7 separate regions of the Mus musculus genome follow, and regions 1, 3, 4, 5, 6 and 7 are each linked to region 2. The links are chromatin loops, found by intact Hi-C in ENCODE. Cell type or tissue: heart. All regions are shown on one strand.

Region 1 (4,000 bases), 640 kb after region 2:
ATTTTTGCTTAATTTTAACTTGCCTTGCCTTCTTTTTTAGTTCTAAAGCTCTTTACATATGATAGACAGTAGATCTTTATCAAACACATGATTTATAGTGATTTCCTTCTATCTCAGTTGTCATCTGGTTTTCTGTGGTGGCAAATACCTTTATGTGCCGTCAGGACTGAGACACAGATGTGCACTACTTTAGCTATTGGGAGTATTTACATGAGAGTGTTTTGGATGAAATCAACATTCAAACCAGTATATTAGCAAATCAAATTGACCTTCATAATCTATAACTAATAAGTTAGGCATAGTAAGAGATCAGTAATAACTAACAAATATCAGTGCACTATAACCATAGCTACACGACTGTAGTATCGCTCTCAAGACCTCTTATTGCTTGCCCTTCATATCTGGTGATGTGAGCTGGTGCACCCTTTATTGTTGAGACAAGGTGAGCTAGATAATGTAGGCATTGGAATGCCGTGTGAGGCGAGCATAGAAGGGCTGTCTCAACACCAGCATGGGGTATTGCATTGTGTATACTACACACATATACACACACAAACACACACACACACATACATACAGACACACAAACACACACACACACACAAACACACACACACACACAGACAGACAGACAGACACACACACACACACACTTAAAGATGAAATAAAAAATGTCTTTATGGTCCACCTGCTTTATATATGAAGGCATCTGCTTTTTAAGCCTTATTGTTATGGGTTGTGACTATTTTATGAAGACAACGATGCTTTCGTTTCAGCAACAGTCTTCGGCAATCTAAATCCTTACGGTTTTTCTCTATTGTAAACAGGGCGAAATGCAGACAAATCCCTAAAGTTTTATAATGATGAGGGACTTGAATCTGTCGATGGAACATATTCATATCAGTTTGTATATATTAAAATAAAATAGGAAATGTGACTTTTGGACTTTTTTTTTTTTTGCTTCCATGTATCTGAGTTATCAAAGTCTATCAAAGCAATGTATCAAATGTATCAAAGAAAATGTATCAAAGACACATTTTCTATCCAAGCCCCTGTGTCAGATGAGGACATGCAGAAAAGTGTGAACTCAATAAAAAAAAAATTAAAAAAAAAAAAAAACAACTGAAATGCTTAGGACAGTCTGTTCAGAGGGACAGAGCTCATTAAGGGAATGCCACAGGCCAGTTCCTGGACTTCAGCTCCACACCTAACAAATTCCAAAAGTTCTTCAGACCTAAGCAAGTCAAAATACACTACGGAAATCATTTTTGACAAGAACTCTTGGGCTGAGCTTTAAGTAATCAGTATCTGGCCAGGACAGGAATCACCCAGTATCCTGTGGAGGGAAACAGCTGACGTGAGACCCACGTCGCTCGCCTTCCCTCTCCTAATCAGGCTTTCTAATGTACTGCCAATTTACCCCCAGGCTGTCCTCGATAAGGCCTCGGGGTTACTGGAATCCAGGGTTCACCAATGTGAAGTCCTGGGGTGTCGGGCTGCATCTTTTCTTGGAGTGTCTTTCTCCAATGCAATTGTGCTTCGTGGAGAAAGTTCTTTTCAGTTTGAGTCCTAAACTAACCTATAACCCCCATCTCCCACTAAATTGCATATTTTTCTATAGAGAGAAGAGGGCAGAAGTCTTTTTTTTTTTTAGACTGAGCAGCTCAGAGACGTCCAAGCACCGCATAGAACACAGTGAAGGAACGGTCAGAACCCTTCTCAGGGATGCCGAATGACAGTCTTAGGGGCTGCAGGCTTAAGTAGGAAGCCCTGCTTGGTGCATTTGGGTCTGAACCAGTGCAGTGCCCCCTCTGGATGTCAATTAGGGACAAATGGGAGGAGAGCTTTTTGGTGGCTCCTTTCCGGCCTTGAAATCCTTATAGGGCCCTTGATCCTTGTTTATTTTATTTGGCTTTAAATCTTAGAAGGGTTACAAATGTCTCAGGTAGGGTTTTTGATGGCAGAAAAACAGCTGCTTTAATGTTCTTTAAAACAAAAGAAAAAAAAAAGTGGCTCTGGGTCTCCCGCTGTCTGTGTGGCTCACTGGCGCCACCTATAGGTGGTAGGCAGAAAGGCAGCACAGATAATAAAATCTAAGTTCGTTCATAAGATACACTGAGGAAATGATACTATCTGTGTAATGCACACAGACATGGGCACACAAGGCTTTCCTAGTGCACACTTCTAGTGCTCCCTCTGCACATGGAGCCCAGTTACGGTTCTTTTGTTGTTCTGGGGCATTTTCTGTAGTACTAAAACTAGGCCTTGAGATGTTCTTATATATTTGAATATGCTCAACAAAGGGTTGTATTTCCTTGCTCTCTAGTAGATCCCAAACAACGTGACTTCCTGAAAGTCAAAGGTCAGATTTGGGAAGTCACTGGTCAGCAAGAGCATCTATACAGATTCAGTCTAACTTCTTTTTATCCTAAGCACACCAAGAGAAGTTAATATTTGTTTTTTTTAAAGAGTATATATTGCATAAACTATATTTAAAAAAACACTGGTCATAACACATTTCTTGAAAGAAACCTATTGCACACATGTATGGTCTCTGTAGCCTGGCTATACAAAATCTTTTATTATTTGGTAACTTCTGTCAAAAGTCCTAAGGCTCTCAACTTTAGGGGTGAGAACGATACAGGGGAGACCAATGGAACGGTTTTGGTCTGCCGGTTGATCAACATTATACAGTATGAAATTGCTGGCCAGGAATATATAACACCCACGGGACATGGCATCTCACTTGGGGCACTGCCATTGTAAGCCACCCTCTGCGCATGCTCCTCCTCATGGTCGATGGAGCCCTGGGCAAGAAGAACAGGTACACTGCAGATTGCTCCTGTTCACAGAAATTCTCAGGCAAATCAGAAGAGGAACTAATAGGAGTGTGCAAGCGTGCGAGCGAGCGTGGGTGCATGCGTGCAAGCGAGCATGGGAGTGAGCGAGCATGGGAGCGTGCGAACGTGTGTCTGTCTGTGTGTGTGTGTGTGTGTTTACATGCGGAGGGAGCACATGCTAGCTTTTCAGCATCCTTAGATGACTGCAGCAAATTGCATGTAGTCTGACTGCTTACAAGTATTTATTGTATGTCTTGGGATGATCTTGGCTGTCATTAAAACCAGGGTTATGGTTCTTCCAAATTCAGAAACACATGGCGACGTTTTCCCAGGCATGAAACATTTATTATTTTACTTGTCTGAGTAGTATACTGCTATATACAAGCAAATGGACAGGGCAACTCACATCCTCTGGATGAACTCATCTAGGAAGGGTATCTGTGGAGAGCCTTCAGTCGGCAAGGCTTCACTGAGGAGCACTAGATAGGATTCTCCAGTGACTCCATAGCCTGAATCAACTCTGGCTTTAGATGCCTCTAAAGACTGGGGTGGAAAAAAGTACTGAGAAATAGGAACAAATGAATGGTTTGTTCCCCAGATAATCCATCCCTGGATGGATGAACGAGCATAGCATCTTTGGAAAATTTACCCCGTGCAGGATCCACCAAGGACACCTTCCTACGCACTTTCCTGTCTTCTCACTACCACTACCCAGGGTACTTTGCGATCTTGTGCCTAGGCCTGACACTGGCCTCGGGTGAATACGAATATGTTTCCTGTGTAAAAGCACAAGACATTTTAGGAACAGGAAAGGCCCGTCCGGTCCAACATACCTGCCCTTTTTAGGTTTATCTCAATGTCACCTTCGTTCATCTTAGACACACATTTCTCACGATCCCCATCATAAAATTAGACGTGCCTGTTAATATCATTATCTTTAAAGTAATTCTGAAAACATCTTGGAAGCCTGCTGGGAGTTTTCAACTTTTCTATTTTATGGAGACATAAACTCCCAAGTTTGAAAACGGAGACTCCAGAGAAGTTTACTTTTAGGGTTGGGAAGGTCAGCTCACTTGATTTTATTATACACGCTTACAATTAGGAGTTGATTTATTCGTTACGTTCTGGAAACCAGCATTTTCTGTGGGGTATTTGGAGAT
Region 2 (4,000 bases):
TAACATCTACATGTGGCAGCCTGTATCTACCTGTAACTCCAGCTCCAAAGAATCTGACACCTTCTTATGGCCTACACAAGTATGTATGTGTCTACACACACACACACACTCACACACACACTCACACACACACTCACACACACATACACACTCACACACACACACACAATTTCTTCATCATATATCATTAAAAGGACATGCCCCCTCCTTACCCACAGCTCATTCACTGTTCCTTGGGAATAATACTCCCGTTTCTCACTTGTGTTAAAATCTGCTTAGATGTATGCAGAGTGGAGTTGAGGAAGGGCCCGACAGTTCAGCACTGAGATTTCTCTTTCTTCTGCAGTGCTGAGGATTGAACTCAGTCCCTAACACATGCTAAGCAAGCTCTCTCCCACAGAGGTCTGTCCCCAGTGTCAGTATTTAGATTTGTGATGCATCCTTCCGTGTTCATGCTGGCAGGCTGAGTTGTGACTGGTCATCTGTACTACAGTCTTCCTGGCTTCATTTCCTCAGAAAACAAACCTTCTCAGCTTTGGAGTGACCAATGGGGGTGTACTGGCTGATTTCATGTGTCAACTTGACACAAGCTGGAGTTATCACAGAAAAAGGAGCTTCAGTTGGGGAAGTGCCTCCATGAGATCCAGCTGTGGGGCATTTTCTTGGTTGGTGACCAAGGGGGGAGGGCCCATTGTGGGTGGCGCCATCCCTGGGCTGGTAGTCCTGGGTTCTATAGGAAGGCAAGCTGAGCAAGCCAGGGGAAGCAAGCCAGTAAGTGGCCTCTGCATCAGCTCCTGCTTCCTGCCCTGCTTGAGTTCCAGTCCTGACTTCCTTTGGTGATGAACAGCAGTGTGGAAGTGTAAGGTGAATAAATCCTTTCCTCTCCAACTTGCTTCTTGGTCATGATGTTTGTCCAGGAAAAGAAACCCTAACTAAGACAGGGGGCTTACCCAAGGGCCTAGATGTTCCTTCTACCTACATCCTATCCTGTTTCCAACTCTACCCGTCTTCTAAGCTTGAAGCTTGAGGCGACTTTAGTGTCCTGAGTTTTGTTTGATGGACGGTCTCCCTGTCAAGTCTGGATGCCCTCTGTGCCAGATCCAGGCAGTCTCTGTTAACTCAGCCTGCCATCCAATCTCTGCTTCCACTGTATTGCTGAAATTCAGTTTGTGCTGGTCTAGCCTAGGGTACTCTAAAACTTTTAGCGTTCATACCTCTGTATTTCTTTATACTGATAAAGATTGATATATATTCTCTCTTTCTGGTTAATAGAGAGCAAATAAACTTTAAAGAGCCAGTTTGAAGATAAAACTTAATTAAAAAAATCTCTGTTTAAAAATTTACCTTTTAAACTTAGCATACAAAGTGGTGGACATCATAATGACATTTTCATACAGATGTGTCATTATATCCTAACCCCACTGCCTCTCCATCACCCCTCCCCCTCCTTAACTCCTCCAAGCCCCCAAATGGTGACAGATGAAAACAAACTTTTATGATGTTCCTTTTCTGGAACCCTTGAGTCACTTCCAAGAGCTCTTGGGACACGCCCACACCTACATGAATGGAAGACCGTTGCTTGCTTCAGTGACAACATTTACCTCTCCAGTGTACATAAGTTTGGAGCGTTGCAGCTCAGGCTTTGTGGACATTTCCATAAGTCTCACAAATCCTCTCTGGAGAGGGTGTGGCAATGATTTCTGTGTGTGTGTGTGTGTGTGTGTGTGTGTGTGTGTGTGTGTGGTGTGGGGTCAGGGGTCTAGAGAGGAGAAGAGAAAACTGGTACTTGAAGCCCAACCCCATCACATGGCACAGTCTGAGTTTAGCTTTCCTCCCTGAGTGCTGCCCACGGGGGGTTGCCTCCTGTCAGTGACTAAAACAGGAGATGAAACTAAAACAGAACAAAAAGAAAAGCAATATTTCTGATCCCCAGGCAACGGCAGCTCCCTGACACCCCACCTTACTCTGCATCCGACCCACGCTCTCCTCCACAGGTCAAAGGTGAGTGAGTCCATCCACATAGCACCTTGCATGTATGGTTGACTCAGGTCTCGGCAGTGAGAATGAGAGGTACCTGTCTCTCCTGTCTTCCCCTGCAGGCGCATGCTGCAGGACCCCGAGACCTCCGGCAGGGAGGATCCCAGCTGCTTTTCTCCACTCCACCACAGCACCCGGGCCCCTGCCTGAGCATCCATCCCAGAGCATGGCTGGCCAAACCCACAGCAGTTTTCAGAACGGCTACCCGGAATCCAGTCACCCCGCCACCTGCCGGCACCAAACGGGGCCCTCCCGGTTGGGGACGAGTTGCTCTTTCCACCAGCAGCCTTTGTGCCACGTTCCTGGGTAAAGCATAAGATATTTAGTTTGGAATCACTTCAGCATCCACAGCTGGAGTGCCAGAAGGGACCACGGCAGCCTGTCCAGCAGGTGGCAGTGTGGAGGCGTACAAAGGGACCATGAGGACCTCTGTTCCTGATTTAGACAGTCTTCACTAAAAATCTCCATTCACGGTCCTCACCTAACAAAAAGTTAACATGTCAGGAATATGTATAACAACCCCAGGTGGCGGGATGAAGCACCGCTTGCTTAGGCTGCTTCCAGCAGAGGACCGCAGGGCAGTTTGAGTTGGGTCTTAGATAACTGTCAATCAAGGTTTCTTTTTCTTCTTTCCTCTTTCTGACCTCTATTCTTCCTTCTCTGCAAAGCCAGGGCCATCTGTGAAAGTGATCAGGTTCTGTGCGAAGAGAACTCATAGATGTAAAACGTACACCTGCATGTTCAGTCCGTGTCTCCTCTGCTTTGACACTATACCTTTCAGGCAGGTGGATCTTCCATTGGTTGTCTATAGAAAGACTACATTTTAGAACAGTAGCGCCCGAGAGACCTTAGAGAACTGGAATTAGACTTGGGAAATCAGAGAGCAAAGGTCTGGGGAACTCAAGTTTGCTCTCGTGCAACGAGCCAAGTGGCTAACTAACCTTTCTGTTTCTCAACTTTTAGATCCTCGTTACCCCCGACAAAGAAGAGAAAGCACTCGCAGATACAAGAGGACTCGTGGGACTGTAGTTCATGGGCCCACTACTTCAGACCAAGTGAGCGAGTGTGGGTTTGTGACAAAGTCAAGGCATGAAAGCCTTGGCTGTCGGGTGAAGGCTTTTGACCTGACTCTCAGCAGCTCCACACAGCTGTGTTCCCTCTCATAGAAGACAAACAATAGGCTTTGGGACTGTATTCCAGTCCCATTGATGTATCTTTCCTGCAGCTCAGTCACACAGGTGCCCCCGGGGCACCTGCTGCTCTGTCTCTCCCATTCAGGTAAAATGCTTCCTCTTTTAGGAGAAACATGTCTCAGACAGACTGGCTCCAACCCAGGGAAATGGTATAAACAGAGCTTCCAAGAGCCAATTGGCTGCCTGTTTTCTTGTCACCTTCTGTAACTTTCTTGTGTTCAAGTATAGGTCGGGTGTATGTATCTACATGTGCATTATCTTATATAACATGTAGTGCATTTGTTTTGAGCTCAAAGGGATGGTGTTGGCAAAAGCTTGCTTGGTCCTTTGGAATCTGAAGGTGAACTGCTGGAATTTTTAGGAGAAGGGATAATACTCTAGGCCAATCCTGCATGCTACTAGAAACATTCAAATGTGTGCAGTGTGAATCGTGCCCCAAATTCAGTGTATAAATCCCACGTTCTGGGAGTCGGTTTTGTGAGAAACCCAGGGGTTCCTCCTGTTCCTGTTCCCAAGCTCTCACGATGCATGTTCTGAGAGGAGGGGCTGCTGCTTCTTATCAGCTGAGGTCGCTTTGCCTTAACTAACCCTGTGGTAGGAGAGGACTCTTTCAGAGACCACTGGTTTCAGGCATTGACGAGTCTGTACGTGGCTTTGTTGTTTGTGGTTGTGTAAAGACAATGACATCACCCTCTTAGCCAAGTCCCAAATGTGGTCATCTCTGAGAGCGGTCATGTTAGGATAGCATGGACATCAGTTCTATTCAAGTT
Region 3 (4,000 bases), 390 kb after region 2:
TTTGGTTCATAACTTTTGTTAGCGTCACTGTGTCTCTGTTTAGTTGGTGTTTCCATGATCTGTACATTGCTGAGATTGGGGTGTTGAAGTCTCCCACTATTATTGTGCGAGGTGCAATGTGTTTGAGCTTTGGCACAGTTTCTTTTATGGATGTGGGTACCCTTGCATTTGGAGCATAGATGTTCAGAATTGAGAGTTCATCTTGGTAGATTTTTCCTTTGACCAGTATGAAGTGTCCTTCCATATCTTTTTTTGATAACTTTTGGTAGAAAGTTGATTTTATTTGATATTAGAATGGTTACTCCAGCTTGTTTCTTGGGACCATTTTATTGGAAAATTGTTTTCCAGCCTTTTACTCTGAGGCAGTGTCTGTCTTTGTCACTGAGGTGCATTTCCTGAATGCAGCAAAATGCTGGGTCCTGGTTACATATCCAGTCTGTTAATCTATGTCTTTTCATTGGGGAATTGAGTCCATTGATGTTCAAAGATATTAAGGAAAAGCGATTGTTACTTTCTGTTATTTTTGTTGTTAGAGGTGGAATTATGTTTGTGTGGCTATCTTCTTTTAGGTTTGTTGAAAGATTACTTTCTTGCTTTTTTTCTAGGGTGTAGTTTCCCTCCTTGTGTTGGTGTTTTCCATCTATTATCCTTTGTAGGGCTGGATTTGTGGAAAGATACTGTGTATATTTGGTTTTGTCATAGAATATCTTCTTTTCTCTGTCTATGGTAATTGAGAGGTTGGCTGGGTATAGTAGCCTGGGCTGACATTTGTGTTCTCTTAGGGTCTGTATGACATCTGCCCAGGACCTTCTAGCTTTCATAGAAGCTAGAGAAGTCTGGTGTAATTCTGATAGGTCTGCCTTTATATGTTAGTTGACCCTTTTCCCGTACTGCTTTTAATATTCTTTGGTTAGTGCATTTGTTGTTTTGATTATTATGTGACAGGAGGAATTTCTTTTCTAGACCAGTCTATTTGGAGTTCTGTAGGCTTCTTATATGTTCATGGTCATCTCTTTCTTTAGGTTAGGGATGTTTTCTTCTATAATTTTATTGAAGATATTTACTGGCCCTTTTAAGTTGGGAATCTTCGCTCTCTTCTATACCTATTATCCTTATGTTTAGTCTTTTAATTCTGTCCTGGATTTCCTGGATGTTTTGGGTTAAGAGCTTTTTGCTTTTTGCATTTTCTTTGACTGTTGTGTCAATGTTTTCTATGGTATCTTCTGCCCCTGAGATTCTCTCTTCTACCTCTTGTATTCTGTTGGTGATGCTTGCCTGTATTACTCCTGATCTCTTTCCTAGATTTTCTAATCCGAGGGCTGTCTCCCTTTGTGATTTCTTTATTGTTTCTATTTCCATTTTTATATCTTGGATGGTTTTGTTGCATTTTTTTAAAATCACAAACACTTCAGAACTGTAAAGATTTTGGGGCGATTTTGACACATTTATTTAAAATGCTTTTTTTGTTGTTGTTGTTGATGTTGTTCTCTTTCATGAATGAAGATGTCAAGTTTTATTTCCCCTGGGTTGAAATTTCTTCAGCCTTTAGCAGAATTGCATAACCAGATGAGTTCCTAGATCAACAGCACATTTATATTACAATTAACATAATTACTCACAGGAAAACAGTGAACAGAATGGTGTTTCATATTACATATGTTTCTAACCATTTCTCATTCTGTGCGTTAGGTGTTCTCTAGGACATAAACCAGTTTGCAAGAATTTGTAAATTTGATTTTGTAGTAGTGCCCTCTTCCTTTCTTTAAAAATAACCCGTTATCATTGCAAATCACAGCGTTTGTAATTTTGTTTCTATTTTTGTCGATGAATGAATTCAAATTAGTTTATGTGTTTGCAGAATCCAGAACATTAGGTTCCCACAAAGGTCCCTGTTACTTTGTGCTCTAATACCATGTGGTCCCATATAAAGGGTGACTCATCTCATTAGTGCCTTGGGCATGCGGATGATGAAACCTTCACCTGGTGTCCGCTGGGGCAACAGGAGACTCTTTCCTGAGCTGTCTCTCCAGTCCCAAATACAGTTCTCTTTCGCTTTAATTTTCTTTAGGACCCTGTCACCAGTCCCTTCATGTATGGTCTGTTTCATCTTCCAAGCCGCCATTTTTCGAAGTGTGGCCAGCATTCAAGCAGCATCAGCGCCATCTGTGGGCTGGACAGAAATGCTCATGCTCTGGTCTCAGCCTCGATTCCACCCAAGTCCCATGGTCAAATCCAACCATAGCGCATAGAAAAAAAAAAGAAAAAAAAAGATTTATAGGCTGCTGTGTAGTTGCTTGCTAAGCATGCACAAGTCCCGGAATCCAAAGACAAGAAAGGAATGTAAATCTGTAGAACAAAATTTCTAAATAGGAATTAAACATGTTTATGTGTATGTGTTTAAGAATATGTATTAACTGTAAATGGACCAAATACCCCAGTTAAAAGACAGGGATTGTAATTCAGGAACATCAAAATCAAATATATTATAGTTTTAGGAGTAACACTTTTTTTTTTTTTTTAAGCAGGGATATTGAGAGTAAAAGTGAAGAAAGAGACATGTGCCATACTAACAAAAGGAACAAAGTGGGAACAACCAAATAGAGTTCATGTATGTGTATGTGTGTGTGTGTGTGTGTGTGTATACACACATAGATAGATAGGTAGGTAGGTAGGTAGATAGATAGATAGATAGATAGATAGATCTGTATTTTATGACTTGGGCTTTGCTGATGTGGCTTTGAAGGACTTTGCCAAACCCTTCCTCTCAGCCTGTTATGAGGAGGTAGAATTGCTTTGAAGGTTCAGACTAGGGAGGTAACCAAGTCTTCCTTCAGGATATCAAGGAACCGGACTGTGACGACCAAGAGAGTGGGATCACAAGTGTATGATACCCTTGGAGGAAGTCTGAGTCAGCCACAATGGGAAGGTCACAAGCCAAACCCTAGACAAACACGCTCCCCACTTGTGTGACTTCAGTAAGACTCATCACCCGAGTGAGTAGTGGAAATCCACCAAAGAACTCCAAGACCACAAAACCAACTTGTGCACAGTGCAGAGTCCCTGAAGTCAGCATGGAGTGAGTGTCACCTTGACAAGCTTCCCGTGGGACACAGTAATGAGGGGAGCTGAGCTTCGGGGTGTAGAGTGTCCTCGCTGGTCACCATGGCAACACATGCATATTGGAATTATCTTTACCCTTTCTGTAAGTTGTACCGAAAGAAACATCCACCGAGATCCTTTAATTTGTATCATTTCTTTTTCAAATAAGGAAATGAACCCCCAACAGACGAACAAGAAACGATCAGCTACTAAACCACTGAAGGCCACGCGTTAATGTTTTTAATATTGAAATCCGTACTCTGATTTATTGACTGAAAGTGAGTTCGTGGAGACATAAGAGAACTCATTATGATAATTAATGGATAGAGGTGTCTTTGGCATAATAATAAATGTTTTTAAACTGATTGTAGTGATAGTTGCCTCTCTGAATGACTAAAAATCATTAAATTGGACACATTAAATGGATGAATTGAATAGTAGGTGGATTGCATTTTAATGAAGCCATTAACACACAAAGGAATTACTATTTTGTTTTGCAAATTTCAGCGTTTTGCATAAGTTGTAAGGATATCTTATTCAGCAGATGATCCTAAAACTGACCTGTTGTTTTGGGGGAAAAATTATTTAAAAGCAGCAACTCAGTAAGAATTACTTGGGGTCTGGTGAGATGGCTCGGCAGGTGGAAGCTGCAGGAGCCTGAGCATCTGCAGTCAATCCCAGCATCCCTTAGTAAAGGAGAGGCCTGCCTTGCAGAAGTTGCCCTCTGACCTTTACAGGCACACTTGTAGCATGTTCATGTCCCCACATAGATCATACATACACATCATGGTCGTTGTCGTCATCATCATCGTTATCATCGTCATCTAAATTACAATGCATAATTTACTTGGAAATTTTATTTGCATAAGCCAGCCAAAACGAGACATTTAATTTAAAATCA
Region 4 (4,000 bases), 320 kb after region 2:
AACTGTTTGCTAGCTTTGCATTGTAATGATGGTACAAATAAGCTTTGCTTGTTTGCAACAGGTCTTCACTGCGTAGCCCCAGCTATACAGCAACTTGCCGTATAAACCAACCAGGCTGCTCAGACTTAGAGCTCCAACTGCCTCTGCCTCTAAAATGCTAGGGGTTAGATATGAGCACCACCTGGCTTTTCCTGAATCAGAGCTGAGAAAAGAGTCATTTTACAATTAGGGTTATAATAGATAACGTGCTTTCTTTTTACTGATTAAGAAGAGCAGACCTTGTAATTTAGCATTAAAATTTCAAAGAAGAGTGAGTGAGCAGTGGGCAAGAACACTTGACAGCCAGCCACGTGTACAGAGGCTGGGGTAGAAAGGAATTTGAGCAACTGAAGGTTTGCCCATAGTGTAATGGTGGGAGGGAAGACTTTTTTGAAGAGAGGTCAGAGAGATTGATTACAGAGCTTATTTATTTGTTGAAGAAATTTGATCAGATTCATGAACATAAATTTTCATTTAAATTGCTTAGATGGAGGAAAGTAGATTTAAGGAGAATGAAGAACAAATAGATAAATACCTGTTTGGATGCTGTTGGAGTACCTTGTGCTAGTAGACTACAGCAGAGAGAAAACTGTTGACGTTGTAGATGCTTAGAGTAAGTAAGTGTTTGGAGTTTGAGTAGTGTAGACTAGTTGCTGAGATCACAGAGGCAGGAGGAATTCGTGCTGTCGTTACCTGTACTCTGCCCTGTTGACCTGGCACTGGAGGGCCTGCTTTTCTCACCCAGCACTTTCCTCAGAACCTGTTCTGCTTGCCATAGAGAAAGGGTTTTGTTTGGCTTGGAATTTGTGGGTTTTTTTTTTGAGGGGGGGGGGGTGCTGTTTTTGAGTTAAGCTTCATGTATCCAAAGCTGGCCTAGATCAATCCCAGAACTTCCTGCTTCTGTCTCCCACGGCTTGGAATTCTGTGTGCTGCAACACCTGCAGGAATCGAAAGCTGTGTTTCCCAGGTCTCTCCCTGCTGAGCTTTCTCCTAGGGGTTTGTCTCTGAAGCTGCTCTTCTCCCACTTTACTATAATTGGTTAAGGGTTTGTTCAGGCATTGCACTCATTCACGTTTCCTTAGACAGGCTTATGACCTTGTATTTGAATTTCCTAGTTCATTCACAAATGTGTCTAACCAGATTGTCAGCTTGTTCAAGACTACAGCTTTTATTCAAGCTTTGTCATTCGTCAAGTAGGGTTTTTCAGAATGCATGTAGTTTCTTGAACATTAACTAAGATACATGTAGGAAGGAAAAAAGCAGTCAGTTAGAAAGCCCTGGTACCATAAAAGCAAGACATGCTGGATGTGAAGAGAAAATGGAAGATCATGAGTTGGTGCATCAGTTTTAAATTTGTCTCCATTGATGAAGTTATACTTTGGGAATACAAATGCTAGAACCTTCCGTTAAGATTTGAGAAAGGTTTTGGAATCATTCTGTATTTGTTACCAGGAAAGAATCCCTTAGTCCTGAGATGATCTTTTCTCAGGGATCAGTCACACCCAGTCCAGCATTTGCGTCCTCTGGATCTCAGGGAAGAGTGGTCCCAGAGCTCTTGATGGAAGGCAGGCTGTTTGCTCAGTATTGTTATTCTTTGGATATAGCTACACCTAGGCCATCCTACTTTTTCTATTTCCAGCTCTTGCTTCTGGTTCTATATGAAGCCACAAGTGTATTTTCAAGTTAAATTTACAAAGTAAGCCGAGCAATGGTAGCGCAGAGGCAGGCAGATCTCTTGAGTTCGAGGCCAGCCTGGTCTACAGAGTGAGTTCCAGGACAGCCAGGGCTACACAGAGAAACCCTGTCTCGAAAAACAACAACAACAAACAAGCAAACAAACAAAAAATTTACAGAGTATTATAGTGTTATTTTCCCCACCATTTAAAAACCTTAGAGCCTTGCCACCACCCCTTTTCTCCATCATAGTCTTCCTTAGATAATGTTGTCTCTGAAATTGTTGGTTAGATTATCTAAACTTGAAGAGTTTTCAAAAAAATTTTATAATTATGCAGACTTACTGAGGCTGGCTTTGAATTAGTGCATGTAAAATACTAAGAATACCACAGGAAGGGATTTGAGAGATGGCTCAGAGGTTAAGAGCACTGACTGCTCATGCAGAAGTCCCAAGTTCAATTCCCATCAACCACATGGTGACTCTCAAACATTTATAATAGGATCTGATGCCCTCTTCTGGTATGTCTGAAGACAGCTACACTCTACTCTTATAAATAAAATAAATCTAAAAAAAAAAAAAAAAAAAAGACTATCCCAGGAATGTGAATTGGGTACTGTGCCCTCCTAAGTAATAGCATAGTACAGTTGGACATCCACGCCAGCTTAGCGCCTCCATTCTGCCCCAGCGTAGTTCTCTGTACTTTCTGAGACAAAGAATTCTTTTTGAAGAATGAGCTTGGTAGAGAAAATTTAGTATAAGCTAACCTATCTGTGTGCTTTTAAAAATATATAACTTATTAAGTCAAAGGAATGATGAAAATGTTTTGATTCAATGTCTCCCATATGAGGAATATTACATTTTGGTATATAACATCATTCCTAGGGGAATGTTTGTGCATTTTATAATCTGGTCTGAGATTCAAGAAGTCAGTCAGTTTGTAGTGTAAGTCCTTGATCAAAGAATGTAGCAATCCTTGTTTCTGATATAAAGAGGAAATGTTACTTAATTTAAACTATTTTTTTTTAAAAATACTTACAAAATTTACTTTTTATTTATACAGTATAGTGAGGCGTTTCATTATAACATTGACACACACACTTTTTCATTGACAGAGTGTGGTTTCTAGATTCCCCTTATTCTCTGCAGAAAAAAATATTTTTCTTTTTAATGTTACACGTATCCACTTATCCTTATCTGCTCTTCTTCAGAGTATTCAGTCATCTTTTATCCCATCATCTCTCACCACATCTGCCTCCTTTGTAGCCTTAACCATCGTCCTGCATCACCACTTTCCTAACTCCTCCTCCCCTTCCATCCTCACACAGTCCATTTTCACACACAACTCAGGATCAGTTGTAAACATATGGTAAGTTATATCACTCTTCTGAGCCTCTTCAGATACCAGAACTCTTGATTTTTCCATCTCACATAGATAAAATAGAAAGTCTGCAGGCTTCCAGCGTTCTATTTGCTATATAGTGGCTTACTGGTGGATTACTTAAATTCCACACAGTATGGAATGCAGCCTATAATACATCAGTCATACCCCAGAGGGATTTGTCTCTGTATTGAGGGCTCTTTCTATAAGCATTGCCCTGTGGCTTTTTATTTTCCCTCCTTTTTTTTTTCTTTCCATTTTTACTATGCTTACTCATTGTAAAAAAACATTTTGCTATCCTGGTCCCTCATGTGTAGAATGAAGGCCCACCTGTTCTTTAAAATAAATCTAGCTTTAAGAAAAATAATACCCCGTCCCCTTTGTATTCTGCCATGGATGAGAAGCTCGTCATCCCTGAGCCTAACTCTCGGCAGGGTTCAGCGGTGATTGTTGTTAGTTTGCTGTTAGTGAAGTCCCGTCAGCGGTCAGTCTTCTCGGTGACATGTGCTTTTCCCTTCTCTTCTCCCTCTGCCCCACTTGTCTCCCTTTATACCCGACCCCTGTACTCAGTTGAGAAAAGGCAGAATTGGTAGGAAATATGCATTCCTGCATTTTATGGGAGACATTTTATTTTCATGGTATTAGGGTGATTTATTCTATATAATTTCAGTTTTGGAATTTTAGGAATTCCAGGAATTTTAGGAATTTAGAACTGGCCTTAATGATATTATGTAAAACATTTCACAACAAAGTTGACCGTGTATTATTTTAATTCATTCATGAGTATAAGTTTAACCTGGATGTTGAGCTATGTGTGCTACATGCTGTTACCCATGTTTACTCTTTCTCAGAAGTAGAGCTCATTAGCAAAGGTCCTGTAAAGACAGTTTTAAGTAGATTTGTAATGT
Region 5 (4,000 bases), 270 kb after region 2:
TTCAAGCAAAAGTAACAAAATTATTAGACCTGTTCACTATCAAAAATATTTTTAAGACAAATTGGATAACTATGATCATTATTAACAACTGTTATGAAGCTGTTTTATTGGAGACAGATCTTATAGAATATGTTGTTCAGGTTAGCCTCAAATTTTGATTGACTCTCATGCCTAAGTCTCCACAGTAATAGGTTACAACAAATGTCACTATGTCTGGCTTTGAAGATGAAGTCATTTTGTTTTTACAAGGTATTAATATATATGTATGTGTGTGTGTATATATATATATATATATATATATGTATATATATATATATATATATACATATATATATATATTCCTGTGTCATCTGCAACTAGCTATGCAGACCAGGCTGATCTGGAACTCAGAGATTGGCCTGTCTCTGCTTTCCATGTGCTAGATATAAAGATCTGTGAAATTATGCCCTGAAAAGAAGTTTTCGGTGCGACAGGATGATTTAAGATTTTTATTGAGTGCATACATCTTTTATTGAGTGCATACATCGTCACGTTGAGCCATCAATACAGCCTTTAGCAAATGCTAGGACGTTCATGGAGTTTTTCCTAGCATCCCTGTTCCACACATTAATTAAGAAAATGGTCTTATCTCACCTGGTAAAGTCCAAGCATAGCAATACTCTCAGACCTTCCCCAGTGACAGCAATGTTTAAATTTTGACAAAAATGTGTTTTTAAGTTAATATACGTAAGAAGAGTAATGAATTAGAATATTTAATGTTACTTAATGTGATAATGCTACTACATACACATTAAGGGCTCCCAATAACGAGCAGCCAGATTAAGGTGCTCTGCATTGCATGCATTCACGCACATGAGCTGCACACGCCTAGAGTAGCCAGTCTTTGAACACACTACCTTATGGCAGTAGATGCTAACTTGAGAGGAAGAGAAAGCAGACGAGACAGGAAGGCACGGTTGGGGGAGGGGCCATGTAGGACTGTGTTGTTCCTTCTTGAATTTCCCTAAAGTGAAAAACCAACAAAACACAAAACGGTGAAAAGGAGTATTTAATGAAATGAACAACCTAGCAAAATAAACCTTTTTTTTCTACTGGCTACACCAGTTCCTGTCCGCATTTAAACAAATTTGCATATCTGCTGATACTGCATATCTGCTATGTCAAATTACTTTCAAAACCATGACAAAGGTACTTTTAATTTCACCGTAGGCTATTGTATCCTATTTCTTGCCTTTAGCTTTCTATGATAAAAATATATATCGCTTCCGTTTATCACAGAATCTATATCTAACTATATAGACTGGCGGGCTGGAAGGAGGTAATTTATTAAACTACAGCAGAAACTTTATTTACTTCAAATGAGTAGTAATCCGCATTAGTAAGCTCTACCACTCAAACATGAACAGCGATACGTTATGAAACTCGCAACTTCAAAGCACAAAGAGGCTTTTTAGCAAGTTAAGTAACCGTAAAACACGAAGTTTGTGGATGTTCAAAGGTGTAAACTAAGAGTATTACAGCAATAAAAAGTAATTTCACTTTCAGGGACAGTCCGGCTTTGGAGAGCAAAACACTTTAGTTCCCAACCACAGCCACCGTATTTTCAAAAGGTCTAGTGGATGAGCCAGCTGGTCACTAAGGTTTACCAAGGGCGCGCCGGGCGGGAACTAAATAAAGTGCCACAAACACCGTTCGGTTAGATTAAGTACTCCCGGCAGTGCTTTAAAAACACGCTTCCCCCTTACTTCCTCTCACCAGGTTTAGACCGGGGGGGGGGGGGGCAGGTAAAAAAAAGGGGAGCATGAAAAGGAAGAGGGGGCGGCGATCAAACGCCTAGGTTCCAGCGGAGGGGAACTCACTGCTCGGGAGGTGCGGGCGGCGTGCGGCGGGTGTCTGGGGGAGCGCACCCAGGTAGCGCAGGCAGCGGGGCGGTGGGAGGACCGAAGCACCGCAGGCACCGCACCGCACCGCGCCGCGCAGCAGGCTGGGGACAGCCCGGGGACAGCCCGCAGGAGGTGCTCGGGGGCGGGGTGTCCGAGGAAAACACAAACACAAACACGCTGCGCGTCCCCCGGTGGGCGGACCCACGCCACCCTCGGCTTCTCCCCGCCCCCGAGGCCGCGCTCGCCCGCTCGCTCGGACCCCAGGCCGCAGCTCCAGGCGTGGCCGCAGCAGCTCCCGGCGTGGCGGCGGTCTGGCTTCGGGAGCCCGGAGAGGCCGCCCAGGCCCCACTCTCCTCGGTCACCGCCACAAGACAGCGCCGCACCTTCCGCGGGAGGCGGCGGAAGCCCGGGAAGGCTCCAGGCGAGCGTTGTGCTTCTCACGGTCGACTGGCGTACGGGCGGCGTTCCGTCCATTCGGCGAGCCTCGCTCGCTCGCCGGCTTCTGCTGCTGCAGCCGCCGTCGCCGCCGCCTTCGAGCGGAGTCGGAGCGACGGGGGTCACGGCGGGGGTCAGAGGGTAAAGGTCTTGCTCCCAGCAGCCTCCGCGGTGGATACGTCGCCATCTTGGATCCGCGGGACAAGAAAATTCATGCGGTGAGTTTTTGGCCAATTTTCGGAAGTCTGGCGGCGGGGCACGCGGCGGGGGAGGCGGATTGGGGGCCCCCTCAAGGCGGGGGAATGCCTCGGGGCTGGTCCGGTCGCGCCCGGGGTCCGCGGGTAGCGTCCCGGCCCGCCGCTTCCCGTTGCTTTTGTCTCGGCTCCAATCGAGAGAGGGAAGAGCGGAGCGGGCGGGCGGGCGGGCGGGGAGGGGGTGGCGGCGCTGGAGGAGGGAGGGGGTGTGTGGCGGGGTGGACGGGACGTAAAGCGTCGCCGTGCTCGGGCCGCCACCGCCGCCACCACCGCAGCTACCGCAGCCGCAGCCGCTCCGGAGCTTAGGCCCGGGCCCCCGCTGCCCGCCGCGGGGCTTCCCCGGCTCCCGCCGGCGCGGAGCAGCCGCTGCCGCCGTGCTGCTTCCTGGGCTAGGAGAGAAGGCAGCGGCGGCGGTGGCGGCGGCAGCAGCATCCAGGAGCCCCGGCCACTGGACACGGCTCCTGCCTGCCACGTTCCCAGCAGCTGCTGGTCCTTGAAGCTTTACGTTTCTGGCCATACACGCGCATCCTCCGCCACTTGTGTGGTTTTCTTTTCTTTCTTTCTTTTTTTTTTTTTATTTGTTTGTTTGTGTAAGATGGGGACATCGCACTGGCTAACGGGCCTCGGGAGCCTCCAGGCCCTGAGCTATACCGAAGGGGCCTTTCTTGCAAGGTGGAAAGGCGAGAGAGAAACTCAGATGCTGCTTCTGCCCCCGTGCCTGGAGTGGGAAGCCTCTCTAGTGGTGTAGCCTCTTGAGTTCCGATGGTCCTGGGGCGGCGGAGGAGGAACCCGAGCCACTCTTGTGAAGTTGCAAGCCCTGGTTTCTACTTCCGCCGGGCCCCCTCTACCTTTTGCCGTTTTGTTTTAGGTCTTCACTTCAAAGTTTCATAGAAGAAATAAGTTGGGTTAAAAGAAACCCGGTAGTTCTTAATTGAGGTACTGTTTGCTTAGGAGAAAAGCTTATAATTCTTGTTATCTGTAGGCCCTTCGGGAAATCTAATTGTAATTTTATTTTTGTAAAATTATTTCTAAGGTTTTGTTATTTGCATTTACGTTAGATCCAATCAGTACGCTTTTACCTCCAAAAGAAAATAAAAATAAATAAATCTTACACATAGGTACTTTCTTGGAAATCCTAGGGGGACATCTCCACTTTTCAACATCTGGGAAGACAAGTGTTAAGAGTGTTTTGCTTCATTTTCATTAAATCCTTAGTCAAAGATTTCTCTTTAATCATCTGGACAGTTCCTAATAAAATACAGCAATATGATCCTTAGATTATTGGCAAATGGTAGAACGTTAACCAGATCTGTTCACAAGGGACACACTTAATGTTCAAAACTGAATACATTTTCTATTACTCTCTATAGTGAGAAGTTTTAGGGAGATGGAATCGTGTTCCTATAGATTTCCCTTTCCAAATAAGTG
Region 6 (4,000 bases), 380 kb after region 2:
TTGCGTCCACCCCCTAGGGGTCGTTCCCGCTGTCTGGCACCTATTTTTCCAGGAAAGTCCACCGACGCTCAAGGCTCCAATCGTGTTAGCCTGCACGGTCCCGGTGGCGGCGTGGGATCCGCGGGGACCTCCGGCTCCCGGCCGCTCGCCTGTGGGCATCCCCCCGCGTCCGCGCCGGTGCCCTCTGTCGCTCGCCGCCACCGGAGCTCCCTTTGCCGGTGCGCCTGCTGCCCCGCAGCTCCCCGGATCGGAGTTTGAAGATTCCCGCTTCGCACGCTCACGCCATCCTCCCCCACTTAAAAAAATTTTTTTTTTCTCTCTTTTAACTTTCTCCCCAGCCACGCTCCCTCGGTGCTAAGCGTTCGCCTCGACCGTCTCCGCCATCTCTCCAGGTTGCATCTGGCGAGGATTCCGAGAGCAGCTCGCGGCGGCCCGGGTGCTCGCCCACGGGAGCTGCGGGGCGCGGCGCGGGGCGGGGCGGGGCGGCGGCGCCCAGGGCGGGGAGGAGCAGCCTCGCTCAACGCGGAGCCAGGGCTCAGCAGCCCAGTCGCTCCCAGCGTCGGGGCGCCGGGCGCTCGGCCGCGGCGATGGCAGGCGGGCGGCGCGCGCGGGGAGGCGGGCGCGGGGCGCGGAGCGCGCGGGGGCGGGGGCGGGCTCGGGGAGCCCCGGGGTGCCGGACGCTGTGAGGCGGCGGTGGCACCCGGGAGCCCGGCCTCGGGCAGCGCCGTCGCCGCCGCCGGGGGCGTCGCCGGCCTCGGCCCCTTTGTTCTCGCGCGCGCCCCCTCGCCGCCCACTCCCCTGCTGTCGCGCGGCGGCGGCGGCGGCTCCTCCCGCCCGAGGCGGTTGAGCTCGGCGCCGGGGGCGGGAGGGGGCGGGGAGCGCGCCAGCCGTGGAGAGTGGGGGGCGATGGCGAAGCTCAGGGTGTCTTACGAGTACACGGAAGCCGAAGACAAGAGCATCCGGCTCGGCTTGTTCCTCATCGTCTCCGGCATCCTGTCGCTCTTCATCTTCGGCTTCTGCTGGCTCAGTCCCGCCTTGCAGGATCTGCAAGCCACGGCGGCCAACTGCACCGTGCTGTCGGTGCAGCAGATCGGCGAGGTGTTCGAGTGCACCTTCACCTGTGGCACCGACTGCAGGGGCACCTCGCAGTATCCCTGCGTCCAGGTGTACGTGAACAACTCCGAGTCCAACTCCAGGGCGCTGCTACACAGCGACCAGCACCAGCTCCTGACCAACCCCAAGGTAAGCGCGCGGGAGCTCCCGCCTAACAGTGCAGGTTCGGGGCCAACGTCCCGGTTAGACCCCAGGGGAAGAATCGAGTGCACTGTCCTCGCTCGGAGTTGATGCGAGGGAGGCATGAGGTGCATGCACGCATCCCTGGAGCCCAGGGCTCCAGACCTCGGGGTGTGTTTGCCTACTGGGCGGTGGTACGCGAGCCTCTCTGCAAACAGATCTTTTCTGTTCTTAGATTTTTTTGAGCTCCGGACCACCCCAGGTCCAGCGCCTGCGGGAAGGGGTTGCCTAAACTCAAGGAGCAAAGAAAGTTAACTTTTCCTTCCAATGTAGCCATGGGATAGCCCAGGACCCAGGTACTCCAGTATATGGCCTGAGCTTCTATGGGGCTCAAGAACTCCCTTCTTTGAGAGGTTAAAGGGGTCTCTTCGCTTCTGGAAAGTATCTTAAGTGACTTTTGAATTTTAGTTCTAAACTGAAGTTTTTAACTTGAGGTCTACAGATAGACTTGGGATGGTGAGGGTGGGGTCAACAGCCATCAGGAGGAATCCAAGAAGAGATTCTGATGAGGTCGGGTTGGTTTGCTTGGTGCTGGTGGTGGAGGCTGAAGGGTCCTAACCACTCTGAGTGTTTGGGCACAATGAGAAGCTGTAACTAAGGAGTAAGTAGGAGAACAACTTACCGAAAATAGAAAGCCCTTGATGACATATACCAAGCAGCGGTTTCCTGACAACTTCTTTTGTTGTTACAGGGGAGGAAAAAAAAAAAAAAAGAGGGAAAAAAATAGATAAAACCTGGTTAGGACTTTCTAGCCTCTGGAGAGCAGAGAGGGAGACTCAGAAAACTTCCCCGGGGTAGGAAAGCACTTATAAAAAGCTGTGTCCCCAGTCCGTGAACTAATTGAGCCTTGCAGTGTGCCTGCTTCTGCAGGAGGGTTCTTTGATGCCTGTGTTCCTTTCTGCTGCCAGCTGAAGGTGTGTATATATATTCAAGTTACTGAGTCCTTGTACTTCCTGGGGGCTGTGCTGGAAGACAAGCAGAAATCATTCCAAAGAAAATGAGTCCTGTGCGTGCAGGAACATGTTCTCTTAAATGTGACCAGATAGATTAATCGGAATTCATTATTTTAAACAAGATCACTACCGCTGTGCAGAGAAACTCGGGCGTAACTCACTTATTTGGAAAGTTAGAAGAAACTAGTCTTTGAACATATGATGGACTCCTCAATGGAAAAGTCTCCCGCTAGTGCACGGAGGCTCGTTTGCTTTTAAAAATGGAGCTAATCCAAGAACAGTAAGTGTAGACGTGAACATTTGGAATCCAGTCTCTAAGGACCAAGGTCTTGCCGAAGTGATCGGTCTCAAAAACAGATGTGGGTTAATCTGCATAGTGCTTGAGAATTTAATAAGAGGTCTGGTGGCTTTGAGAAAGCATTGTAAAAATCAGAATTAAGTGAAAAATATCTAAGAAAGGTGTCAAGTAGTAACTTAGTGATTTGGAAGGTGCTCTGTAGTTTGCCATACAGGTGTAGTCATAGTTGGTGAAACACTGCTAATTATTTTTGAGATAGTCGTTTAATCAATTATATATGTGTGTGTGTGTATACATATGTATATGTGTATACATACATACATATATGTGCATATACATTCTTACAAGGTAAATTCTAACTTGTATGGTTAATATCTAATTTTGGTGTAGACAAGTTAGGATTTACCACAGAAGTCAACCAAAGTTTCCAGGCAGTTTTGCAGGATTCTGGCAACAGGGATAAGTTGGAATCATTAGGACATCGATTCTTAAATAACTTGGAAGCAATCACAATGTTTTATGTAATATTAAAATTCTCTCTCTCTCTCCACTTGCAAATAATCTTATCCCCCCCCCCCCATGCCAGTTAAGAACTTATCAATAGTTGAAGAAGTATCAAACAAAAATCGAAGTGGTCAGAACTGGGAAAAAATGACATCTTTAATGGTCCGGAAGGGTGATAAATGACCTTTCCATCAATTTATGCAAGATTTCCTCTGCCAAATACGCATCTCTTTGTCCAAATTGTGATGTATTGTAGTATTTATAGAACAAACATCACTTTTTTTTCCCCCAATTAGATGTTCAATTTGGAAATTTTTGTAAGCACTTTAGTAATGGAAAAATCTCAGTGCACCGAAACACCATGTTAGGGTCAGACTCGTAAGAAGATTGAGTTTCTGTGGCGTCCTTGCGCCTAGACAATCCCACTGCCCAGTCCTGTTGCATATCGGCTACGCTGAGCTATGCCCTCCCTTACTTACTTTTAATTTTCCAGTCTGTTCCTTTCGTCTTCCATCTGCTTCTCACATTCTCTCCAAACCCAGGCATCCCAAGAAACTGTTAGGGAACCACCTCTCATCTACATAGAGCAAGCATCTTCTCCTGGGCCTGTGCTCAAAGTATTACATACAGCCCAAGGCAGGGAGGGGACAGATGGTCCAAATGTACAGCTGGTTGAGCCGTTGACTGTGAGGCAAGTGCTGGCCTTTAGAGTATCGTTATGCTCTGCTCAGTTTCTTTACGTTTTTCATCAAATCCTTGTTATCTCAGGGGATCACTGTGTTTCATGGCACAGTATTCGGATCAGGCAGGGACTTGATAAAGGAGCTGATGGATCACCCATAGCCCAGTCTACGTTCCGGTGTTAGCGTCCTCTTGCTGCTGCCCCAGCATTGCATCACCTCTGTGACTCAGAATGGTGGGTGCCGAGTGCTCTGGTCCTCAGCTACGCTGT
Region 7 (4,000 bases), 650 kb after region 2:
GGTATTGTGGAGTCTAGATCAATCGCATTTGTGAAAAATCACCCAAAGTCTTTTGATTGGTACAGTCTGAGTCATTTGATTTCCAGAGCTCTGCTTCTGGTTTGGTCGTGACTACTGTCTTCACACCAGGGGTCTCTCAGTGCTAGGTTGTTGTTGTAAGACCCTTTCTGTGACTTGGACCAAGATCATGGAGACCACAGTTCCCAAAGAGAACATTTACAAAAAATTACACACACACACACACACACACACACACAAACACACACTGTAGCTGTCTTCTTCAGACACACCAGAGGAAGGCATTGGATCCCATTACAGATGGTTGTGAGCCACCATGTGGTTGCTGGGAATTGAACTCAGGATCTCTGGAAGAACAGTCAGTGCTCTTAACCTCTGAGCCATCTCTCCAGCCCATAAAAAGAATAATTTAAATACAGAAAAACAGATCAATATTAATGTATATATGCAGACATTTAGACATGCATGCCTTTACATGTGGGTTTTGATGTATATATTTAAATGCAATGTGTGTGTGTGCATCCATATGTATAATCATCCCCAAGTCTCTGCAAAGGATCAGATCTCAGATCCAAGCAGATGCCCGCACCATCAGAGGACCACACACCGTTAGTGAGCTGGTGCTGCTCCTGCATGTGACCCAAGGCATCCTTCCGTATGGTTCAAGTCACTGCTTGTTTATATATAGCACCTACTACAATGTGGATGCCATGGGTACTGTTGTAGTATTTAATGGGTAGGAACAGGAAAAACATCTGTGCATGTTTGGCACGGGTGCCATCATTCCTTCCCCCACACATGCTGATCTACACTTGGTTGGATCCACACACTTGGAACCCCTGAGCAGGGCAGGCAAACTGCACAGATGTCTACATGGGTGAGATGGATCTCCTCTTCTTCCTCCCAGATGTTCCTCCGGATGTATGAGACTAAATTCCTGGTCCAGACGCCATTCAATCTTTTTTTTTCCCCCCTATAAACTCTATTAGGCCTTAACATTCTGCTTAGACTATGAAAAAGTTTACAAAGTTTCCCCAAGCCTGTTAGAACAGGCTTGGGAATGGCTACTCTAAAGGTCATCTCAGCTAATGTTGCATTTAAAACAAGCTGTGAGGCTTTTTGGTCCTGTTTTGTTTAAGACAAGGTCTGTTATAACCCAGCTGGTCTGTAACTCACCATGGCACCTTTCCTCCAGCTTCTTCTACATGAGATTCTAGGAACTTGGTGCCATGCCTGGCAAAGCTCTGAGTTCTGAAATTATAGCCACCTGCTTCTGAACTACTGCTCCGTCTTATCTGAGGGTCAGTGGCAAGAGAGAACGGGGAATGGAGACTGTATTTAGGGAAGTCCAGTGTATACAAGGCAATAAAAGATCAGGAAAGCATATGGGCATGACTGAACACTAGGCAGATGGGCCTCTACCCCTAGGAAGCTTACGACTCAGTTTAATAAACTATACAGTTCAGTGCTTTATGAGGGGTAGTGACTTTGAAAAACATAATTACATTTAAGCCATGTCTTCATGATTATATTCATTATTACTATTCTGAAGTTCTTTGCATGACAATACTATTTGACTTTATGTACAAACGGCCACCCTGAGGCTATAAAAGTCCTGGGTGGCATCGAAAATAAAACATAGTAATTCCAGAGAGATGAGCATTGATGTAGTGTATAAAGGGTTTCCCAAGGCAGCCCTCCTCAGCCTTTACTGGGATCACTCTAGCTTTGTAAAACCAACCTTGGGACTGTAGCAAAGGGGCCTTATTGTTACTTTGAGGAGGACCGCTGTTTGAGTGCGCCACCTACAGGTCATATAGAGAACTACACATCTAAATTAGAAAACTCAAAGTCACCCATGCTCAAAAAATACTTAATTTAGAACATAGCCTGGGGGGCGGAGGGAGGCTCCACCTTCTCAGAAGAGAAGGGGAGGGGAGATGGGGGCAGGGATTGTGGAAGGGAGAAAGGGAGGGGGCAGCGATTGGGATGTAAAGTGAATAAACAAACAAACAAACAAACAAACAAATAAACTGAAAAACGTATTTAGCAAAAAGATCTCTTGTTCCTTTGCTGCTCTCAAAGGTTTTCCATTCAGGACAGAGGAAGTAATAATTATGAACTTACCTCTGTGCATATGCTTCCAAAATCTCTTTTAACCAAACTCCTAAATTGAATTTGCCCAAACTAAGCCAACAATAAGAAAAAAACAAAAAAACAAAAAAACAAACAAACAAACAAACAAAAAAAACCCTAAAACACCCCTGCTAAGAAAACCCAAACCCAAACCTTCAGATCCATCTCTCTCTCCTTTTTGTACGCTCAGTGCCTTAGTGCATACATATGCTTTCTACTTTTTAACAATTTATCTGAGAGCAAATTCACTTTACCACATATGGCTAAGCACAGAACACCCCTTTTCTCCAATTTTTTGGCTGGACTATGTCTATTGCTCTGCCCCCAATAACTCACCGAGGAGGGAGAACATCATAGCATATACCCAGAGTTCAAGTGATGTACTCTACAAGCTGATTTAAACGAGCTGATTTAGACTCTTGCATAGAACCCTGGCAGTTGAAAAAGCCACCATCAGTAGACCAAGATGATAAAGCTCTCTGCTCAAGAACTGGGTGAACAGGGCCAGACGGTGTGCAGAGAGTGAGGGCCCTTGGGATGCTCGGCCCTAAGTGGGATCCCTTCATGCAAACCCTCCCCTCAGAGCTCAGGAAACCCCGTGGAAGAGGAGGCAGAAAGAGCCTAAGATCTAGAGGGGACAGAGGACACCAAGGAGACAGGGCCTACTAAACCCATCTGAACACGCAGAGGCAGAGGCCTGCACAGGGCTGCGATGGGGTCCTGGAGGTGAAAGAAGAGGCAGATGTGTCCCATCCTTAACACAGAAGCTATCTACAGCTGATAACCGCTTCAAATAAAGCATTAGGTTTCTCAAAGGGAGTCTCGCTGGAGAAACTACTCTTCAGGTTAGGCTGTGCACCCAGCGGACATGCAAAACTAACTCAATTGCATTTTTGGAAATTCCCACTTTCATAATGTTGTGTCTTGGCATCCCCCTCCTCCTCCTCTCTCCTCCCTCCCCTCCCTCCCTCCCTCTTCCTCCCTTTCTTTTTAAATTTGTTTTCCTACAGGTCCTTTGCAAGGCACAGAAAGGGGGGAGGGACCTGAAGAGGAGGGGAGGTGTGTGTGTGTGGGGGGGGGGGGGACTGGGAGCAGTAGAGGGAAGGGAAACCATAATACAGATACATTGTATGGATCCCCCCCCCCCCCATCCGAGACAGGGTTTCTCTGTGTAGCTCTGGCTGTCCTGGAACTCACTCTGTAGACCAGGCTGGCCTTGAACTCAGAAATCCACCTGCCTCTGCCTCCCAAGTGCTAGGATTAAGGACAAATATTTTTAATAATATGGAAAAAAAGTAAAATTCAGTTTTCCCAATTCACAATTTCACAATTAGGTGGCAAATGAATCAATAAGCTGCCTCCACTAGAGGGCAATATTTCTCTATATTGGATTCAAATGAACCTGGCCCTAAGCACAGAAACTGATTTGAGAATCTCTGGCCCCTATGCCTCTCCCGGCGTGAGGTCTTGCTAAACGGGACAGCACTTTAATTTATAATATATTCACACATACAAAAGAAGGCAACCGGTTTCAAACTAACTTAATTTGGCTCAAGTTACCTGCCTTTGATGATACATCATTTTGGGATGTTCTGTTAAACGGAGGTCATGGGCCCAAGCCCAAGGAAATCTACTGAGAGCGGGAGGGTGCCTCCCTCCAGAGACAAGCGACGTTCAGGTAGCCTGTGGGATGCACACAATTGTATTCCGAGCCGTATGACACATTTCAAACAGCGCCTTGGGTGAGAGCCTGCCTGCCAGGAAAACCCTGACTCAGTATCTAAGATTCAGAGCTGCTCTCTCCAAATAGTATGCTAGGCTTTCCCTGGGAACTGTCTGCGCCTGC

Evidence for each region. Peaks named below come from ENCODE experiments on the same cell type or tissue, not always from the same donor. Only the 100,000 strongest peaks of a DNase experiment are listed, where the experiment ranks them.
Region 1: it touches region 2 in a loop (3-fold over the local background); 8 of 42 quality-filtered maps call a loop at or near these places.
Region 3: it touches region 2 in a loop (2.6-fold over the local background); 8 of 42 quality-filtered maps call a loop at or near these places.
Region 4: it touches region 2 in a loop (3-fold over the local background); 7 of 42 quality-filtered maps call a loop at or near these places.
Region 5: it touches region 2 in a loop (2.4-fold over the local background); 4 of 42 quality-filtered maps call a loop at or near these places.
Region 6: a loop joins it to region 2, with 2.3 times the contacts of the local background. A loop is called at or near these places in 9 of 42 quality-filtered maps.
Region 7: a loop joins it to region 2, with 2.8 times the contacts of the local background. A loop is called at or near these places in 8 of 42 quality-filtered maps.

Annotation. Positions count from the first base shown.
Region 1 is chr10:116,206,270-116,210,269 of GRCm38, reverse strand. All of the region lies in intron 6 of Ptprr (protein tyrosine phosphatase, receptor type, R), which reads right to left. Among named protein-coding and RNA genes, the nearest start is that of Ptprb, 93 kb to the left of the region's middle. In heart, CTCF peaks have their summits at 1,842 and 2,050 (motif pointing left); DNase peaks (open chromatin) are centred at 1,369, 2,079 and 3,659; H3K4me3 peaks cover 438 bases; H3K27ac peaks cover 567 bases.
Region 2 is chr10:116,847,368-116,851,367 of GRCm38, reverse strand. Myrfl (myelin regulatory factor-like) reads left to right here. Exons shown (of 25, transcript NM_001033333.3): 3 at 1,934-2,001; 4 at 2,100-2,343; 5 at 3,001-3,092. Among named protein-coding and RNA genes, the nearest start is that of Myrfl, 48 kb to the left of the region's middle. In heart, no CTCF peak of the experiment used is centred here; a DNase peak (open chromatin) is centred at 2,417.
Region 3 is chr10:116,462,103-116,466,102 of GRCm38, reverse strand. The region is part of intron 1 of Kcnmb4 (potassium large conductance calcium-activated channel, subfamily M, beta member 4); the gene reads left to right. Among named protein-coding and RNA genes, the nearest start is that of Kcnmb4os2, 9.1 kb to the left of the region's middle. In heart, a CTCF peak has its summit at 2,172; no DNase peak of the experiment used is centred here.
Region 4 is chr10:116,529,498-116,533,497 of GRCm38, reverse strand. All of the region lies in intron 2 of Cnot2 (CCR4-NOT transcription complex, subunit 2), which reads left to right. Among named protein-coding and RNA genes, the nearest start is that of Gm31593, 23 kb to the right of the region's middle. In heart, a CTCF peak has its summit at 2,226 (motif pointing left); no DNase peak of the experiment used is centred here.
Region 5 is chr10:116,579,989-116,583,988 of GRCm38, reverse strand. It overlaps Cnot2 (CCR4-NOT transcription complex, subunit 2), which reads left to right and starts at 2,478. Exons shown (of 16, transcript NM_001037846.3): 1 at 2,478-2,536. In heart, no CTCF peak of the experiment used is centred here; DNase peaks (open chromatin) are centred at 928, 2,208 and 2,478; H3K4me3 peaks cover 3,225 bases; H3K27ac peaks cover 2,103 bases.
Region 6 is chr10:116,470,428-116,474,427 of GRCm38, reverse strand. Kcnmb4 (potassium large conductance calcium-activated channel, subfamily M, beta member 4) reads left to right here and starts at 905. Exons shown (of 3, transcript NM_021452.1): 1 at 905-1,242. The coding sequence starts at 907. It overlaps Kcnmb4os2 (potassium large conductance calcium-activated channel, subfamily M, beta member 4, opposite strand 2), which reads right to left and starts at 1,265. Exons shown (of 3, transcript NR_130644.1): 1 at 41-1,265. In heart, no CTCF peak of the experiment used is centred here; no DNase peak of the experiment used is centred here; H3K4me3 peaks cover 2,494 bases; H3K27ac peaks cover 1,724 bases.
Region 7 is chr10:116,197,047-116,201,046 of GRCm38, reverse strand. The region is part of intron 6 of Ptprr (protein tyrosine phosphatase, receptor type, R); the gene reads right to left. Among named protein-coding and RNA genes, the nearest start is that of Taf7l2, 85 kb to the right of the region's middle. In heart, CTCF peaks have their summits at 1,822 (motif pointing left) and 3,524 (motif pointing right); no DNase peak of the experiment used is centred here; H3K4me3 peaks cover 435 bases.